2 separate regions of the Homo sapiens genome follow, and region 2 is linked to region 1. The links are chromatin contacts, found by Hi-C in ENCODE. All regions are on one chromosome and are shown on one strand. Each heading gives the region's core, a stretch centred on a gene start or an enhancer-like site at or near the end of the contact. The rest is flanking DNA. Distances are from core to core; before and after follow the strand shown.

Region 1 (3,707 bases), core at 732-3,231:
GCACACAGTAAAATCACCATATCATCTGGTTTACCTAGGAGGTTCTGGTTTACACCCATTGTCCTGACATAATTGCCAATAGTTCCCCTTTTATTATCAGGTACCATAATTTGGAAAATAAATTATATTGTCACTCTAGCACTGGGTAACCAAACAAGAGCTTGTCTAAGTGGTTGCTTTCCCAAGGTTTTGCCATCTGTTGGACTCCAGTTCACGTTTCAAGACGCAGCCTCTGTCACTTCCTCTGTGACAGAATTAATCTGCACTCCCACAGCACTGGGTACTCACCTTCATTCACTCACAGATCCTCTTTGGCTTTGTCTCCACTGAGCACTGGGTCCCCTCAACTAGACCACATTGTGTTCTGTGCATCTCCTTGCACAAGTCGTGAGAACAGTAAGCTCTTAACTAGAGGCTGTGGAGTGAATTATTTTGGACAGAAATTTCCCCAAGAAGATTTGGTTTTGCTTTATTTTACTTTCAGTCACCAAAGGAATAAAAATGTTCCTAGGGACTTGTTAAGCCTTAACACTGAATATTGGAAAGGGGATATGCAATACAAATGCTTTCAAAAGGAAAGTCAATAAATATTTAGGAAAGTGACAAGAAGTGTTCAAACATGCTTGTTGTTGTTGCTAAATGTTAAAGCTTTATCAACCTTCTTTAATAGTTTTTAAATTTGTTTTTGTTTTTGTTTTTTGAAACAAAGTCTCACTCTGTCACCCAGGTTGGAGTGCAGTGGTGTGATCTCAGCTCACTGCAACCTCTGCCTCCTGAGTTCAAGCAATTCTCCTGTTTCAGCCTCCCAACTAGCTAGGACTACAGGTGCCCGCCATCATGCCTGGCTAATTTTTGTATTTTTATTAGAGACAGGGTTTCACCATATTGGTCAGGCTGGTCTTGAACTCCTGACCTCAGGTGATCCACCCTCCTCAGCCCAAAGTGCTGGGATTACAGGCATGAGCCACCGTGCCCGGCCTTTAATAGTTTTTTCTAAATTTAAAATTCTAGCAATAACTCTACTTGTATAAAAGAAACATTTTACTTTCTACTCTTTTGTATCCTTTAACAAGTATGTGTTGCTTTTTCTTTAACATGTATGTTTCTCTTTAAAACGTTTGTATCCCTTTTTAACTAGAAAATTTTTATTAGAAAAGATACAATTATTGAAACAAAAAATTAGTTTCCTAAGAGATTTGAGAGATCATTGAGATAAATCCTTTCATATTCCAGAGTGTGTGCTGGGCAGGAGGGTTGAAAGGGAAGGAGGAAAAACTAAGAAACTAATGGGACCCAAAGAATTTAAGGTATTCAGCAGAAGCCTCACAAGCAATAAGTGGCAAAGTCAATACTGGAACCCAGTTCTCTGAATCCATGTCTCTTGATCCTTGCACAACACTTCTCAAATTTCTTTGGACTGGCAAAAGGCATTTGAGCAGAGATACTCTTGTCATCCCTGGAGTTAGAATGTGAGCTCCATGCCTCAACTAGGATTATTTGGATGAAGTTAAACCATGCACAGCTCCAAATTCAAAGGAGTCAAGGAGAAAATTTATCCATGAATAAGGGTTTATATCACCTTACTTGCTGAGTGACCTTGGTCAGGTTACTTAACCTCTCTGAGGCTTAGTTTTCCTGTCTTTCATATGGTGCTAACAGTATGTTTCTTGTAGGATTTGGCGAGGTTTCAATGAAATAGTGTGCATAAAGTACTTACCAGTTTTTAGAGGGAAACGTTCAATAAATTATAGGCATTATAATAATTATTATTATTGCTGCTCTGCTACCCAGACTTGTATTGAAGGAGAACTTATTAATTTCAAATAGGCACTATGTAGACAGTTCTTCCTGCCCTAACGCTCAGGTGCCAATTCCATAAGCACTTTGACTTAAGAAATCTGTTTTCTGAGGAGGTGGTGATTGAAATGGGGATCATGTATAGAGGAGCCTGCATGACTGGTCTCCCTGTCACCAGGCATTTTCCTGTTTCCTAGATTCCTTGATATCACTTTTTTTTTTTTTTTTTGGCTTGGGCTTTGCAAAACTTCCTGGTGGGTAGTTTTAGTCATCCTTCCTAGCAGTTTGCAAGAGTATGTTATGAAGCTGGAAATCATTTAAAAAATGTCCTGATGTGTCAGAAAAAGGGAAGAAGAAGGATGATGGCTCCTCTTGTTCATTCATTTGAAATATTGATTACTAGTTCCTCTTTCTTTAATCTTTAATGGAGATTTTCTTTTCTTTTTCTCTTGTCTTCACAGACTTCTATTTACCATTGAAAAGAAAAGCAACCATAATACCCTGGCATCTACAAAGGAGAACCATTTACTTAAGCATCTACCTACTCGTTTGACATATGTTATTAAATACTTACTGCATTAGGCCCTGTGCTAGGCAATGACATACAGACATGAAGGTTACATAAACTTGTTTATGAAACATGGACTCTTACAGACCTGGGTTCAAATCTCTGCTTTGTCCATTTCTAAAGATTGGATCTCAGGCAGGTTAGCTACTTATCTCTCTGAACCAACTCCTTCTCTCAGATTCCCTGTCTCAGCCATGGCATCACCGTCATCTTTTTGTCCCAGTTTAGAAAGCTCAGAATGATTTTATTCTCCCCCTGAACCCTCTACCTAATGTTCTGTCCATCACCCAGCAATGCACAATTTAATTCCTAAATATTCATTGAATGTATCTTCCCCTACATCTCCAATTTATTTAACAAATATTTATTGAGGGCCTGCTCTGTCCCAGGCCCTCTGCTGGCACAGGGATACCTGTCCCTAAGGAGCTCCCTGGCTGGTCAGGTGCATCCATAAATACACAATTTCTCAATAGCAAATGGGTGTAGCGATAATAAAAGCCCACTTTTATTGCACGCTTAATCACTGCTGGACACTGTTCTAAGAGCATTATATACATTAAACCACTTAATCATCACAATAACCCTAAGAGATAGGTGATATTAGTATCTTTACCTTATAGATAAGGAAACCAAGACAACAGAGTGAATAAACAACTTGGCCAAAGTCACACAACTCACTAGCAGTGGAGGAAGGTGCAATGGCTTATAAAGTTGGCTTAAAAGCTATAGCTGTAACCACTAGTGAGCTCAGGTTCTGCTTTGAGGGCATTGGAGAGGGGTCCCTGGGGAGGAGCTCCTAACCATATTAAAGGTCCTTCTTTGAGCTGTTGTCTATGCTGAGCCTTACAATGTGAGTAGGGTTTAGCCAGAACAATTCTCCCCATCCCCCCACACCCTGCTCTGTGGGCCTCACCTTGACCAGTTTCTTCATTGATCCCACTCTTGTTGGTCCATTCTTCTCACATGTGTCACAGTGAGCTTTCTAATCAAATCTGATCATATTATTACTACTTTTTTTTTCTTTTACTTTTTCTTCTTTAGATACAAGGTCTTGCTCTAATGCCCAGGTTGGAGTACAGTGGCGGAATCATAGCTCACTACAGCCTCAACCTCCTGGGCTCAGTCGATCCTCCTATCTCAGCCTCTTGAGTGGTTGAGTGGCTGGGACTACAAGCATGCACCACCACAACCCACTAATTTTTAAAATAATTTTTTTGTAAAGATGGGGCTCTCCTTACGTTGCCCAGGCTGGTCTCGACCTCCTGGACTCAAATGATCCTCCTACCTCAGCCTCCCAAAGTGCTGGAATTATAGGTGTGAGCCACTTTGCCTAGCTTTAATG
Region 2 (3,357 bases), core at 369-2,868, 810 kb after region 1:
CAAAGGCCGGATGGGAAAGACAGGAAGGAGGAAATCGTGTGAACCCAGAAGTGTGATATTCGATGGAGAGGCAATCCTGGGATGAACACCCAGAGCTTGGGTTTGGGATGGCTGAAGAACTTATGCCAAGAAGAGAAGGCACACATGTAGATTGAGAAGGCCATGACCAGCACTGCTTAAGTCTTACCACTTAGTCATAGTTGAGGGACATAAGACTTGAAGTATGGAGATTTAGGCTCAAGTCCTAGTCTCACGGCTACTGGCACTATGTGAAGAAGGACGGAAAAGGCAAGAATTATATGCTGATTGAGTTATGCAATATATTGTGTCTTCCCATCAATAGCACTTAAGTATTTCTGTGTGCCAGCACTTTCTAATTTCTCTTCTAATCGCTTAACATATATTAACTTATTTAGTCTTCAGAGAAACCCTATTAGATTGGGGGTATTATCATCTTCTTTGTATAGCTGGGGAGACTGAGGCACAGAAAAGGTTAAGTAACACACCTATGGTCACACAGCTGGTATGTAGAGAAACTACACTTTGAACCCATGCAGTTTGGCCCCTGAGTCCATGCTCTTACTTACTGTCACATTACCTCTCAGGAGAAAACAGGATAGGTGTTACGAGCCCAGTTTTACAGATGATGAGACTGTGGGTCCAAGACCATAAGGGATTTGACTAAAGATCAAACAACTAAACAAACTGTTACGCTGGCATTTGAACTAGGTCTTCCTAATTCTGATCCAGACATTCTTTCTATCAGATCACACTGCCTCCTGTTGGTGTGAAAGCATTTTACAACCATAAACCTCCTCCTGTTTATTAACACATTATTATGATAGATATAAGGCTTCTCTGATTCAGTAGGAAAACTAAGGAGGTAGATCAGCCAAGCTCGTGGTTGGTAGTAATAAAGGGCTTGCCTTCTAGACGGTGACTCCCTCCAGGAGAGCCACCAACCAGTTCCTAACCTCTGTTTCTTGCAGTTCCTACAGAGCCTGGCATGGGGCAGAGGGTGGCTCTCTACAAATGTTTGTTAAACACAACTTGTTCCAGATAGAAGCATGTGAGGCTCTCCACTACCACCAGTGGCATAGCAGGCACACCCATGCATTAGCGACTTGCCCTCTGCCAACTCCTGGGATGGTGATATGATGATGGTTCTTTGTAAGCTTGTCACTTGTCCCTCTTCCAAAGTGAGTTTACCCAGAGGAGCATTCTGAGGTTGAATTTGTCCCATACCACCCCTTCACCTACACATTGACACTCCCCGCTGTATACCATGGGGTCAGAGACCTTGCACTACAAAGGCCCCTTGCCAAGCGTGGTATTGCTTGCAGCCTGTCTGAGGCTTTCACTACTTTCCCCCAGACTCTCAGCCCCTGGCCTCCTGGCTCATGGCCACTCCCAGTGCCCTTAGCTTTAGCTTCCTGACCCCCCTATAACTGGCACCCAGGACCACTTCACCAGCTTCCTTCTCAGAACAATTGACTTTTGCCCCTGGGGTACTTATACCTCTTTTGTTCAAGGTCACACCCCAGCTCAACACCCAGGATCCACCCTGCCAGCCTGTGTGAGAGCCATCCCCACTAGACTTTGAAAGGGACTGGACAGTGTGTTCAGCCACCTTCTCAAGGGCCTGTCCCTGGCAGCTTTACTGGTCCCACCTGTTCCTAGCCTAGGAGCTGCCAATCCAACAAGATGAGGCTATTCTGGGAAGAAGCAGGAAGACCTCTTCACCCTAATTGAGTCTTTCTTAACAAAGAAGTCAACAGAACTTTTTTTTTTAAGTGTTTTAAATACTGCACAGGATGCTACAGCAGTTAAGAGCATGGCCTCTGGAATCAGAAGGATATGAGTTAAAAATCCAGTTCTGCCACTTGCTAGCCATGTCATCCTAGGGAAATTACTTAACCTTTCTCAACCTCGGTTTCTCATTTGTAAAATGGAGCTAAAAAAGGCCCACATTACTAGGTAATCATGAGAATTCTGTGAAATGATATATGTGAGCATATGTCACAGCATGTGACAAGCAGTAGATGCTCAATAAATGATAGTTATTATCAGCATTATATTAAATATTATTAAAGTATCTTTTAAGACTTTCTGGAGACATTTCATTCAGACAGTTATTTATTCAACAAACATTTATCGAGAGCCTGCATTTCTCCAGATCCATGCTGAGTGCAAATATGGGATGTATAATTATGTTTATAAAAAAGAGCGGTGCATGTTAATCACTTACTATAGGCCAGACACTGTTCTAGGCATTTTAGGAACATTCTTTCATTTAATATTGATAAGGGCCTTGCAAGTTGGCAGAAATTATAATTGTCATTTTAGAGATGAAAAAACTGAGGTTCAGAGAGGTTATCCCCAAAAAGACATGACCTGTGATTGAGTGTGGCATGCATCACCCTTAAATAAACCAAAATATTTTAAGTTCAAGTCCCCACTATTGAGAGATCGACAATTTACTCCCATGTAGTAGAATGCCTTTATATAACTTTCTTGTTAAAGTCAAGGTCAGAGCAAAGTGGTGTGATTTCCTCCTCATTGGTAAAAATCTCTGTAAGAGGTGAGTGTTCTCGTGCCTTTGTTAGCATGCCAGCAATGAGCCTGGGGTCTCTCCTCTGATTACTGGGGATTTCATCATCATTCAGGATACCTTCTCTCATTATGTGGGACTGAAAATAGAGATAGAAAAGGCAACAGGTAAGGGGCTCATAGTGAACTCACCCAATGCATGCTTTGCAAGTTATTTTGTTTTTTAAGCAAGTCCCAGTCATGATCTTGCTTTCGGATTCATGCCTTATGCCTGTAGCCATTGAAAGCCAAGTATGTCAGGGGGAAAAAAAGGTCCTTCAGTTAGCTGAGGTTTTATTCTGTTTCTACTTTGGTGGTTTGAAACTAATTACAGACTCGGTTGTGCCTACATGTGCAAAATGAAATGAGAGGTTGAGCCAATTACTTTAATAATGAAGAGAGGAAAATCCACTTTTCTTTCCATTATCTAAAGATTTCAGGCATATGTGAGTTTTATATATGTATATATTAAATTATGTGAAAAATTGGCCTCAAGCCTTCATTTCACTTTGCCTGTCTAGAAACAGACTCAAATTTTGTTTCGGAAAGGAGATGACATGCCTTAGGCATCTTCCAGGAGACTAGAGGGTCTTGTTGTAACAATTGCAGCTAAGATTGATTTTCTTATTGTTATGATGAATACTTGTGCCTGCCTGGGGGAGGGAGGTATATTATGAAGGATGACTTTTAAAAAAAGGCTGGAATACCTAGAATAAACTTTAGGAGGAAGTTTCCACTCATATTATTTATTCATTCATTTATTTAGTT

What was found. Hi-C counts contacts between places; a loop is a spot of excess contacts on that map. Pooled maps may share reads with other maps.
Region 2: a loop to region 1 is called in a map of body of pancreas, with 2.9 times the contacts of the local background. The contact joins two enhancer-like sites. A Hi-C loop is called at or near these places in 7 of 168 maps with a recorded cell type or tissue (IMR-90, body of pancreas, heart left ventricle and 2 more) and 11 of 50 pooled maps.

Annotation. Positions count from the first base shown.
Region 1 is chr1:58,907,355-58,911,061 of GRCh38, forward strand. No RefSeq gene overlaps it. Among named protein-coding and RNA genes, the nearest start is that of LINC02777, 5.1 kb to the left of the region's middle. Within about 2 kb of position 1,982, at least 3 of the 41 ENCODE cell types and tissues checked have a DNase peak (open chromatin) inside an H3K27ac peak, as active enhancers do.
Region 2 is chr1:59,717,478-59,720,834 of GRCh38, forward strand. All of the region lies in intron 14 of FGGY (FGGY carbohydrate kinase domain containing), which reads left to right. Among named protein-coding and RNA genes, the nearest start is that of MIR4711, 14 kb to the right of the region's middle. Within about 2 kb of position 1,619, at least 6 of the 41 ENCODE cell types and tissues checked have a DNase peak (open chromatin) inside an H3K27ac peak, as active enhancers do.